Regions from separate parts of the Homo sapiens genome. Here region 1 is linked to region 2. A link is a contact called in ENCODE Hi-C or POLR2A ChIA-PET data. All regions are on one chromosome and are shown on one strand. Each heading gives the region's core, a stretch centred on a gene start or an enhancer-like site at or near the end of the contact. The rest is flanking DNA. Distances are from core to core; before and after follow the strand shown.

What was found. A loop is a pair of places that touch in the nucleus more often than their neighbours do. ChIA-PET counts read pairs that join two places held with the same protein, here RNA polymerase II (POLR2A). Pooled maps may share reads with other maps.
Region 1: a pooled map shows a loop between it and region 2 (6-fold over the local background). The contact joins the enhancer-like site here to the promoter of PEX13 in region 2. A Hi-C loop is called at or near these places in 1 of 37 single-sample maps with no recorded cell type and 7 of 50 pooled maps. POLR2A ChIA-PET finds 5 or more read pairs at or near these places in 2 of 52 experiments (OCI-LY7 and activated T-cell).

The regions. Positions count from the first base shown.
Region 1 is chr2:61,659,238-61,665,239 of GRCh38, forward strand. No RefSeq gene overlaps it. Among named protein-coding and RNA genes, the nearest start is that of XPO1, 120 kb to the left of the region's middle. Within about 2 kb of position 1,359, at least 9 of the 41 ENCODE cell types and tissues checked have a DNase peak (open chromatin) inside an H3K27ac peak, as active enhancers do.
Region 2 is chr2:61,014,561-61,020,964 of GRCh38, forward strand. It overlaps PEX13 (peroxisomal biogenesis factor 13), which reads left to right and starts at 3,160. Exons shown (of 4, transcript NM_002618.4): 1 at 3,160-3,291. The coding sequence starts at 3,200. PUS10 (pseudouridine synthase 10) reads right to left here and starts at 3,695. Exons shown (of 18, transcript NM_144709.4): 1 at 3,448-3,695. RefSeq lists an enhancer at 3,567-3,616.

The sequences.
Region 1 (6,002 bases), core at 109-2,608, 640 kb after region 2:
CCAAGCAAGCCCTTAAGATGCACATGCTCTTTCCTGTTATAGATGAGGCATTTGAGGAACACAGAGAGTAATTTATCCAAGATCATATTTCCATTTATTTATTCCAGATCCATTTATCAGGCACTATTACATGACTGGCATTATTCTAGGCTTGAAGAAGGGGCATGGGTTATGGGTGAACTGAAAGATGACTAAGACACATGTCCTTATGTCATTCACAATCTAATGGGGACACAAAACTATGAATGGGGCAATCAGGACTTGTATCTTGGACTGCTAATGTGTATCAGTGTCCTCACTGTACCATGGTACAGTAAACATAAATGTCAGACTGGTGCTCGAGTGATCCTGGGAGTCCTTGCAGTCACATGAAGCCAGTATCAGAGGAGTGTGGTGTCCAAGCAAAATGAGTCACTGAATTAAAATGTCATTTGAACAGAGTGCCTGCCCTTCCCTCCCCTTCTAATCTGTTGCTTGTAATTTGCTGTTGGCTTGGAAACCCAATAAGGAAATTTATTAAAAGAGTATTTAAGATGAAAGAAAATTATCTGAATGAAAATCCCAGAAGCTCCCCGATGAGTGTTGTATATGAGCTTTGGAGCATAAACTTGACTTCTGCTTTGGCCATTCTTGGGACTTTCTTAAGATGGCCTGTCTCTGAGCTGAGGCCAGGTAGCTGAGTTAGGCAGTGAGCTGTGAGTGGGCAGTGTTATGTTCGAATCGATAATCGTGCTGTAACGGGCACAACATGTTAGGAAAGACCCACATTCTCAAGACATGTTGGCCTCCCCAGCCTCACCTTCAGGATCTTTCCCAACTCTGTGCACTGCAGAAATTGATGTTCTTTCTGTTTTTTGAACATTCCAAGTTCTTGCCTAACTCAGGCCTTTGTAATATTTCTCCTTCTCCTTTACTCTTCACATGCCTGGCTCTTTATCTTTCAGGATTCAGCTTAAATGTCACCTTTTTAGAAAGCCCCTCATCGACTGCTCTACCACATTAATACAGGGTCCTGCACCTAATCTATATGCTCTGCCAATACCTTGTTGTATCCTAAAAATGTCCTATTGACATTTTTCTATGCTAACTGAAACTGAAGCACTTAACCCCTTCTAACTAATACTATTTTGTCTACATCTTTATTGGTCTATCTCCCTCCACCAGAAAGTAAGCCTTGTGAGGACAGGGGTTGTGTCTATTTGGCTCATTTCTGTATCCCTACCACCTAGAAGAGACTTGGCATGTGGTAGGCCCTCAGTAAATATCAGTGAATGAATTGAATGAACACTCTTTCCCTCTTTGTCTCAGTGGCCATTCTCAGTAAATGCAGCCAGACGGCCAGACTGGCCTGGTTTTCTTAAATAGATTCTGACAGTTTTACTTGGCAGCTCATGAAGCAGGACTGCTGTGTGCCTTTGTTCCAGGAAATGGACTTCAAGTCACCTTCCCAGGGCCCAAGCTTCTTTGGGACAGGAAATCAGGCATTGATTAGGTACATAAAGTTGGGGCTTCCTAAGTCTACACCGCCATATCTTTGGTTAACTCTGGGTAAGAGGTCATAGTTCTGTTAGCTCTCCTCCATTCCTAACCACAACTGCACCTCTGTAAGGAGCCGGTTCTCTGGCCTTTGTGCCACAGATCACTGCAGCAGGGTGGCCCTGGGGCGAGTGGAGCTTCCCTCACTCATCCTTCCCTGCTTCTGGATAAACAATGCCAAGTTCATCATGCCCTGCTGGTATTAAGTCAAGAGTGGATGTCTTGTGAAAAGAACCATATGTCTCCTGTGAAGGGCTGAAAATGGACTGTTGAGAACCAATTTCCAGTGAGAGCCATGGGACCTAGGAAGAACCAAGGTCACTGAGCTCAGGGACTTTGGGAGACATCCATGAAGGTCCAGTTCATATGCAGTACTACTCTAAACATAGCAATGAAGAATCCCTGCCCTCTTAGAGGGAGGGGTGGGGCTGAATACTTCCCTTGCTAAGGAGCTATCAGTCAGCATCCTATCCCTGCCTCCAGAGCAGCCAGTCTTGCTGGGATTATGGCCTGCAGCCTCCAGTCTCCACTGCTTCACTTTCTGTTCACTTCTTCTAAACTCACTACCTTTCCAAATTCAATGCATACTCTCTCTTCCTCACTTACTGCAATCCACTTTTGAGTTCGTTGGATGGGGTAAGTACTTCCCACCCCAGGTCTTTGCACACTTTGGATGGAATAAATATTTCCCGTGTTTTTGCACACACTGTTCTGCCTCTACCTCCATAAAAAGGCACTTCTCCTCAATTAACATTGTTCTACCACCTTGTGGCTTCTGTTTTCACCTGTTAAGCAACCCAAACTGCATTTGCCAATGAATCAAAGGTGTATCTGTTTCTAAATGTGTGGATGCGTGTAGGGAGAACTGATGTTTTGTGAATGTTATCCTATCCAAGAGCATGGGAGACCTTCCCATTTGTTCCAAGTTTTTGCTGTGTTCCTGAGGAAAATTTTAAAGTTTTCATCATATAGACCTTGTACAATTCTTGGCAAGTCTATTCCTAGGAATTTTTAAATTTTTATTTTTGAGACAGGGTCTCACTGTGTTGCCCAAGCTGGAGCAGTGGCATGATCATGGCTCACTGCAGCCTCAACCTCCTGGACTCAAGCGATCCTCCCACCTCAGCCTCCTGAGTAGCTGGGACTATAGGGATGCACCACCACGACCCGCTAATTTTTGTATTTTTTTTTGTAGAGACGGGGTTTCACTATGTTGCCCAGGCTGGTCTTGAACTCTGGGCTCAAGTGATCTGCCCACCTCAACCTTACAAAATGCTGGGATTATAGTCATGAGCCACCATGCCTGGTCTGGGAATTTACGTTTTTTGTTGCTATTAAAAATAGTGTCTTTCCCCCACTATATCTAATTGATTGCTATTTGCATACATAAAAGATAATTGGTTTATAGACATTAATAGAATATTTGTTTTGTTTATAGTGGATTTTATATTTGATTCTGTTGGGTTTTCTAGATATATAATAATAGAATCTATGTAAATAGCGATACTTTATAACTTTTTTCCAGTTTTGATACCATGAGTTCTCTTCTCTTGTCTAACTGCATTGACTAACACATCTAGAAAGATGTTAAATAACATGGTGATAGTGGGCATCCTGTCTTGTTCCTAAGTTTAGTGAGAATGCTTCCCTTGCTTCCCCCTTAGGCATAAAGCTGAGTTTTTGGTTGTGCATTAATATGTTGAGTCTGTCCATATCTATCTTCACTGCTGTCATCTTAGTTCAAGACACCATGATCTTTCACCTGGACTACTGTAATAGCTCCCTAGTTTTCATTTTCTTTTCTTTTCTTTTCTTTTTTTTTTTTTTTGAGACGGAGTCTCGCTCTGTTGCCCAGGCTGCAGGGCAGTGGTGTGATCTCAGCTCACTGCAACCTCCGCCTCCCGGGTTCAAGCAGTTCTCCTGCTTCAGCCTCCCGAGTGGCTGGGATTACAGGCAAGTGCCACCACACCCAGCTAATTTTTGTAGTTTTAGTAGAGATGGGGTTTCACCATGTTGGCCAGGATGGGCTCGATCTCTTGACTTCATGATCCGCCCACCTTGGCCTCCCAAACATCTGGGATTACAGGCGTTTGCCACTGTGCCTGGCCTCATTTTCATTCTTGTTCTTTCCAGTTTATTCTCCACATAACAGCTGGAGTTTTCATAAAAATGAAAATGTGATCATGTTGTTTCTCTCTTACAACTTTCCAGTGGCTTCTCATTTCTTGTCGGAGAAAGTCTAAAATCCTTAATGCGATCCACAGGCCCTGCATGATTTGACCTCCACGTGCATTTCCAGCTTCATTGTGTACCCTCTCTTGCTCACTTCCCACAGTCCAGCTCACAAAGGCCTTTCAGTTCCTTGAGCGTGATAAGTTTCTCCCACCTCCAGACTTGGCACGCGCAAAAGTTCTTTCTCTATCTCTCTGCTTAGCTAACCTCATCCTACTTAACCTTTGCATTTCAGCTTCTTACTCACTTCCTCAGGAAGACCTTCCCTAACACCTCAGACAAGGTGTTATATATTCTCATTGCACCTTCTTCTTTTCTTTTATAGTCCTTTTCACCACGGCATGCTTAAATATAACCATTTATACCATTTTTTAAAATTGCCTGTCCTGCTGGATTGTGAATTGGTCTAGTACCTGGTACATAGTCAATTCTCAAGAACTATTCATTAAATACATTAATATAAAGTATTATAATATATTGAGGACAGAAGAACTGCATTCCTGGGGTGTTTTTTGTTTGTTTTATTTATTTATTTTTTTTAAAAGGAGTCTTGCTCTGTGGCCCAGGCTGGAGTGCAGTGGCGTGAGCTTGGCTTACTGCAAGCTCCGCCTTCTGGGTTCAAGCGATTCTCTTGCTTCAGCCTCCTGAGTAGCTGGGATTACGGGCACGTGCCACCATGCCCGGCTAATTTTTGAATTTTTATTAGAGATGGGGTTTCTCCATGTTGGCCAGGCTGGTCTTGAACTCCTTACCTTAAGTGATCCACCTACCTTGGCCTCCCAAAGTGCTGGGATTACAGGCATGAGCCACTGCACCCAGCCACATTCTTGAGTTTTTATATAAAAAATCTCAAGTTCTGTGACTGCACAATCATGAGTGAGTGGTGTCTTTGCAGGGGAAATATGAAATGATACCAAAGCAAACAGATTAGAAAATGGGCACATATTATTACATCAGATAATAAAGTATTTGACATTATCTACTGAGGTCATGTCAAAAGGACTCCAGAGCTAACCTGAAGATGCTCCCATTGGCCAAAGATGGAACAAGCTGTATAATAAGTGCAATAGATAGAGACATATCAAGTATGTTTATCTTACAATGATATCAAGCAAATTCAAACTCAGAGTTAACCTTCTGGAGGATGGTGGGGAACTAGCTTATTCTTTTGAAAACTGGCAAAAAAGAGAAAAAATCAAGCATTTATTTTGCCTTTCCTACATTAACTTTACCTCCATGTAACTGAATAGTTAATGAGGGAAATTGACTTTTTAAAGGATGCATTCCAGGTAATAAATGAAGAAAAATGATAGAATTAAATCAGCACAGTTTTGCAACCTAGATTGCATTAACAGATCTAGCCAATGATTATCAATAACTGATGACATCATTATCTGGTACTTTAACTGAATAGAAGTATACGATACAATGTATAAAATGTCTTGTAAGAAAAGAAAAAGTGAAACCTGAATCTGATCAAGACTCTAGGTCTAACTCCCATTTACAGAAAATAAAGGAGACAGAGGAACATGTTGTTTTATACCACAGGGATGCAATGAGCAAAGTCTAGACTCTGAGAAATTACAAGACAGAAGACTTGGTTTCTTCTACAAAAAGCTGTGAGGAGTAAAAGGAGATATAGAAGAGGATGTAAAGATTTAAAGACTTAAAAAGATGTATCAACCATGTGTGTTGTATGGACCTAGTTTTTTAATTTATACATTTCAAAAATTTGTATTTCTTAGGGATGGGGGGTCTCTCTCACTGTCACCCAGGCTGGAGTACAGAGGCACTATCATAGATCAATGTAGCTAGCCTCAAACTCCAGGGCTCAAGTGATCCTCCCAACTAGCTGGGACTACACATCCGGGCCACCATTCCCTGCTAATTTTTTTTTTTTTTTTGAGACGAGATTTCACTACATTCCCCAGTGTGGTCTTGAACTCCTGGGCTCCAGTGATCCTTTTGCCTCAGCCTCCCCAGCATCTGGGATTACATGTGCAAGCCACTGTGCCCAGCATGTATGGACCTTATTTGGATGCCTGGATTTTTGAAGACACTAAGGAGTTATTGGATTTTTAATTTGTTATTATGGTATTATGCTTAACATTATTTTAAAAGAGCATCCCTATCTTTTAGAGATACATAGGGAAATATTTACAAATGAAATTATGTGATATCTGGAATTTGAGTCTAGTTAATCCTGGGTGGAGAATGTGGGTAGGGGAGACAAA
Region 2 (6,404 bases), core at 1,910-4,409:
AAAAATTCAAACAACCTAATTTGTTCAGCAAAACAAGATCTTCTAATTAGTGAAACAGTTCATATTACCTTAAAATGATCAACTGCCCATATTTTAGAAAATAATCATTGCATGGCAATCTTATGGCATGCTGTAACTGTGGTCATAAAGATGAACGACAGTGGCATCTTTTAATTTGTGCAGTTTCATAATTCAAATGAACTTGCTTAAAATTTGTGGAAGGGTGAAGCTCCTCCCAACAGCTTAGTATAAAGACGTGATTCTTCTAGTCTGCGTTTTCCAAACCTCTAAAACTTCCTACTTACTTGCAAGTTGCTAAATGTTTGGGGCCACTTACCAAGATTCTTGCACAAAATAATGAGGAAGACAGGCATATAGTTACATAGAACTCTTCACCATAAAAATCAGTTCAGCAGCCAGGACTACTAAAAACAGATTGCCTCTGGCTGAATTCTAATTCAGGGGAATATGTGAGTCAGCAGAGGGAAGAAAATCAGGCTTGTATGGACACACCATACAAGCTGACAAGGTGACAACTTTGAAACACCAGAATTGAGAAACGCATAGTTAGGGTTGCCTAAGTAAATTTGGGCTCCAGGGTATTTTCAAGAAAGAAAACAGAATATGTGGAAAACAGCCTCTAAATAATGAAGATCTGGCCAGGCCCAGTGGCTCACGCCTGTAATCCCAGCACTTTGGGAGGCCGAGGCAGGCATTATCACTTGAGGTCTGGAGTTCAAGACCAGCCTGGCCAACATGGTAAAACTCCATCTCTACTAAAATACAAAAATTAGCCACGTGTGGAGGTGTGCACCTGTAATCCCTGCTACTCGGGAGGTTGAGGCAGGAGAATCACTTGAACCCAGTAGGTGGAGGTTGCAGTAAGCCCAGGACTTTGGGAGGCTGAGGCAGGAGGATCATGAGGTCAGGAGATCGAGACCATCCTGGCTAACACGATGAAATCCCATCTCTACTAAAAATACAAAAAATTAGCCATGCGTGGTGGCACGCACCTGTAGTCCCAGCTACTCAGGAGGCTGAGGCAGGAGAATCGCCCGAACCCAGGAGGCAGAGGTTGCAGAGAGCCAAAATCGTGCCACTGTACTCCAGTCTGGGCAACAGAGCGAGACTCCATCTCAATAAATAAATAAATAAGATCTGTGTGGTCAAGGTCAAGTCATTACTATTTACTAGTGATCTGGATCCCTTTTCCCAGCCCATTTAATCTACTTTGATGCAGAGAAGAGATCGGATGCTGTGAGGGGCGAATATAAGCATTTACAGTGCATCTCTGACTACATACACAGAGAAACTGTTTCTGTTTCACCTGTTACTCTAAGTTATTTTTTCTCCATTAGTTAAGGTCAAGAATTTTACTTAATTCAGAAGTAACATTTAACTCAAAAAGAGACAGAAGAAATACACCCTCTTCCAATAAATCAATAAGCACTTTAAAAGGACACTTAATGAAGATTTCCCTCGATACTTAAATAGCTATATTAAAATTTATTTTATTTTCCATGGCTAGAAGACAATGTTTATTTTTCCAGTAAGTTCACAAGAACAAAGGTATCATGCAAAGTAAATAAATGACACATTACAATCTCCTGGCTCTGAGAAGTTCCCAAACCTGATTGATGAGAATTACAAAACTTCCAGTCCTGAGTAATTTGAAGAGGTCTAAAAATAGACCCCAAAAAAGACCTCTTTTGAATGTGTGTTAATAAACGAGCTATGAATTTACAAACCTCTCAACATCATTTTCACCTACCAACAATTTATCAACTTCTCAAGAATGTTAACATTAAAAGGAGAAAATACGTTACGTCTTAAATTTGGTTTTTTCATCGTGAGATAATTAAATGCCAGGATTTCATAAGATATTAGAAATCGGTTGTCCATATTAGATTTATTATGTTTGAAAGCAAGCCCTGAGAAAGGCATTCCACAATGTAAGTTTTCCAGTGTTGGTTACCCTCAAGATGTTTGCTTTTCGTTTATGTGTTTGTTTTATAGAAATAACTCTGTAACAAGTTGCTACAAAGCCGCCTTTCATGTGTCAGGCTCCCTAGGAGGACTGAATCCCTCCTCCCCAAATCAAGGATAACTAGCCCAGTCTCTGGCTTACTGGAGGAGAGGAAGGACTTTATTTTCACCTCTTGGACGATTACAAAAACCAGTCATCGAAAACGAGAAAAGGGGCAGGGTATAAGAAAAACTAGCGAAATGACCAGACTGAGTCTCATATCCTAAGATCTTTTAAAACTCATTTCCCTACCGAAGGGTGTCATTCGTAACGCGGCGTGGGGCTGGGGGTGTGGATTTACGGAGAAAGAGGTGATCACACTTCACTGGGCTTCTGAAACATTCAGCTCTGGAATCTACTGTGGACTCTTGAAAAGTTCATCCCGAGATCTAACCTCAAGCCTCAGTTTTCGCCAAGCAAGCCCTTCCCCCTTCGGTCAGGTGCAACAAACTTCCCACTCACCCCTCCTTTGCTAACAAAGCCGCTCCAGCAGGAGAGAAACGAACTCTCTCCCGCCACACCTCTTTTGCACCCAGTCTGCACTCCTTCACCTCTTACCTACCCGCCTCACCTTCTCCCCAGACGCCGGAGCCTGAGATTTAACCCCTTCCGGCCCTCGAAGGGAAGAGGGAAGACTAAAGACAACGCACCTATTGCGTCTAGCAATTCTGTTCCCCGAGGAAACGTGCGTTTTAGAACAAAAGTACCAGCCCGCTCTCGCTAGGACTAAGTGAGCTTCTCCCTTCTTGTTTGTAGAGGAAATCCGAAAAACTGCCTGGTTTGCCACCTCACCCTACCTCCCCCACGAGCGAAGGAGTGCGTGCGGCTTTACTCCCAGCCCGACTGGTCCACTCCCAGAAAAGCCTCGGTGGGACTCCGACGTCTAGGGAGTTGTAGCCGCTACCAGAAATATCGATGAGCCTTTACCCTGAGGTTTAGAAAGGCAGCTCTTTCTGGGGCAAATACAAAGAGCGTGTTTCTTCCTACAAATTAGTGGCATCCTCCCGCTGTATGGATTCAGCTGGCAAAGTAACTCAAGCCTTGTCCTGACTGCAAGGGTGGGCGGGGTGGACGGCTCGGTGTTCTGCCCGTTGTGTCTTACGCTCCAGGTGCTGGTCTACGCGGGCCTGGACAGTCAGGGGTAGGAGCGGGAGCCGAGAGGAGGCGGAGGAGATGGCGTCCCAGCCGCCACCTCCCCCCAAACCCTGGGAGACCCGCCGAATTCCGGGAGCCGGACCGGGACCAGGACCGGGCCCCACTTTCCAGTGAGTGTGGGATTCTTCAGGCTGTGAGTTTAGTGGGCCCGAGCGGGGACTTGGCAGGAGGCGGTTGTAGCGGTTGTTAGTGGAGGTATTCCCTTCCCCCCTTTAACCAATACCCAACCTTGGGGATAGGGGCCGAGGTGGAGCTGGGGCGCTTACCAGTGGGGACTTTAGTGTCTCACAGCTGTTTCTGACCCGGCAGCTCTAATCAGCAACGTTTTTTTCGGGAGCTCCTGGGCGTCTCTCTGGGTCTCTGTGCTTGAAAGAAAGGGGGGCGGCTTCCTACCTACCGCTTCTGTTTTCACTTTGACAGAATGGCTTCTCTATCTTTAAAGCGTAGACTTTGGTCTGTAGCAGTTGAGAGCGGCATTTGTCCAGCCACGGCATCGACAGGGAGCAAAGTCTCTCCTTAAAGGTGTTAACCTCTCGAGAAGTTGCTGAAAGCCGGAAAGGTTTTACGCAACAGGAACTCAAGCCCCGTACACTTTGCATTCTTTTCCAGCATAACTCAGCCAGTGTTTCGGATCGAGATTGGAGAAGCAACTTTAAAGCAGGAGTTCTAGATCTGAGGCCTATGGATGGACTTTGTGTGCAAAATAGTGTATTTTTCTGAGGCCTGTATTTTTTTTTTGTTTGGTTTTTAATCAGTATCAGTTGGTTTCTAGGACTTTAAAAAGGCTAAAACATGCAGAGTTGGGAGTGTTTCGTGGCCTCGTGTGGCTTTTGTTTGGTAGTGCTGGACATCTTAATTCAGATAGGTGTGATTCAAATGTCAAATCACCTACTATTGTAGGTTTTCCTAAGCGTAAAAACCCCAACATATTGGAATGTATTTCTGCTGTATTCTGAAATCTTTTATTTAAACACTAAAATGCTTTAACACAGTAACGACTTAGTTTAATAAGGATATATACATAACAAGTAATAAGTTTGATTAGGCTGGTAAGCCACGGTGACATTATCTGCTACCTTTTTTTTGAGTGGGTTCTTTTTTCCCCATTTAGGCTGCTTGTCGAATGAGAGAGGTTTTATTTTTTGCATCTGTTAAAGTTCTTTTTATGTAAAATTAACCATTTTCCCACTTTATCGTGAAATATTTTAAACACAGAGACCAGTAGAGAGTAAGATAATACCTATATATTCACTACTCAACTTTAAACAGTGTTAACATTTGCCAGACTTATGTCGAATTTTTCAAAATAAAAGACGGCTAAACTCTCCCATTCTTCTTTATAGTGGTGACTATTGTCCTTATTTGGTGTTTCGCATACCCAGTAATGTTTTTATATTTTAGTACTTAGGTTTGTGCTATTTATATGCATTTTATATCTAAAACTTAACAATGTAACAATAATATATATTTTATATCTAATTACATGTTACTATTTATATATTATTTTTTGTATCTGTTTTTGTTTTTTCTGTTGCCCAATTTTCTATTGGCTTTATCTTTGCTTACCAATTTGTAAGAGTATTGTTAAACTAATCCTTTTTTGTTACTACATTTTGCTAATATTTTTCACTGTGTGGCTTCTCCTCTTTATATTTATGTTCAATTTTTTGTACAGATGTTTTTGATTTTAATACAGCCAAAATTGTCATATTTTATTGTTTATGCTTTTTGTCTTGGTTAAGAAATCCTGTCTACCTAGATCAGGACAGTTTTTCTGTATGTTTTCTTTTAAATCTTCCGGTTTTTTCATTTGCATTTAATCCACATGGAACTGACTTTGTATAAAAATCTAATTTTTTTTTCCATATAGGTAACTAATTGTCGCAGCACCATTTATTGAGTAGTCTATTCTTAGTTTTTAATGCCATCTATGTCATATCAAGGTTTCCTAAATATGTAGTTCTGTTTTGGGCATTTTCTGACTTTCTACTAGCACCACACTATCTTAATTACAGAATTTTATAAGTCTTGATATGTAGTATGTCAAGAGTTTCCACACATTGCTGTTCTTTGTAATTGCGCTCTTTACACTTAGTCCTTTATAAAAAGACTTACTGGGATTTTTATTGGAACTGAGCTGAATTTATGGATCAAGTAAGTTTTTATTCCATGAATATTGTATAAGCTACAATTGGTGGGAATTTATCTTTTTGCCTTAAATATCTTATAATTATCCACTTTGGGAGACTGGGCGGGCAGATCACGAGGTCAGGAGATCGAGACCATCCTGGCTAACTCGGAGAAACCCCGTCTCTACTAAAAATACAAAAAAACATTAGCTGGGTGCGGTGGCGGGCACCTGTAGTCCCAGCTAATCAGGAGGCTGAGGCAGGAGAATGGCGTGAACCCACGAGGCGGAGCTTGCAGTGAGCCAAGATCACGCCACTGCACTGCAGCCTGGGCAACAGAGGGAGACTCCATCTCAAACAACAACAACAACAAAAAACTTATAATTACCTCCATGAAATTTTTTTCCATATTTTATTTTTTATTCCTAGATTATTTTTGCTGTAGTAGTTGCAAATGGGCTTTCTTTTTTCCTTTTACATTTTCCAGTTGGTTATTAACTGGTATGGCAGAATGCTATTGATTTTTTTTAATGTAAATATTATGTACAGCATAATCTCAAACTCTTAATTAGTTCTGATGGTTTGGTTGAAATTCTCTTTAGTTTTGTGTAGCCAGTTCTGTCATTTACAGATAAGCTAGCATCCTTGTATTGGTCCTGACTTCCACTGGAGTGCTTCTGAAGTTTTACTGTTAAATGTGAAGTTTGCTTTTTGTTTTTGATAGATATCTTGTCAAAATTCTCTCTCTCTACCTTGCTCAGATTTATTTTATTTTATTTTTATTTCATTTTTATTTTTGTTTGAGATGGAGTCTCACTGTGTCTCCCAGGCTGGAGTGCAGAGACGCAATCTTGGCTCATGGCAACCTCTACCTCCTGGGTTCAAGTGATTCTCCTGCCTCAGTCTCCCGGACAGTTGAGACTACAGGCGCGTGCCACTCCGCCCAGCTAATTTTTGTATTTTTAATAGAGATGGGGTTTCACTATGTTGGCCAGGCTGGTCTTGAACTCCTGACCTCAGGTGATCTGCCCACCTAGGCCTCCCAAAGTGCTGAGATTACAGGTGTGAGTCACTATGCCCAGCCCTTACCTTGC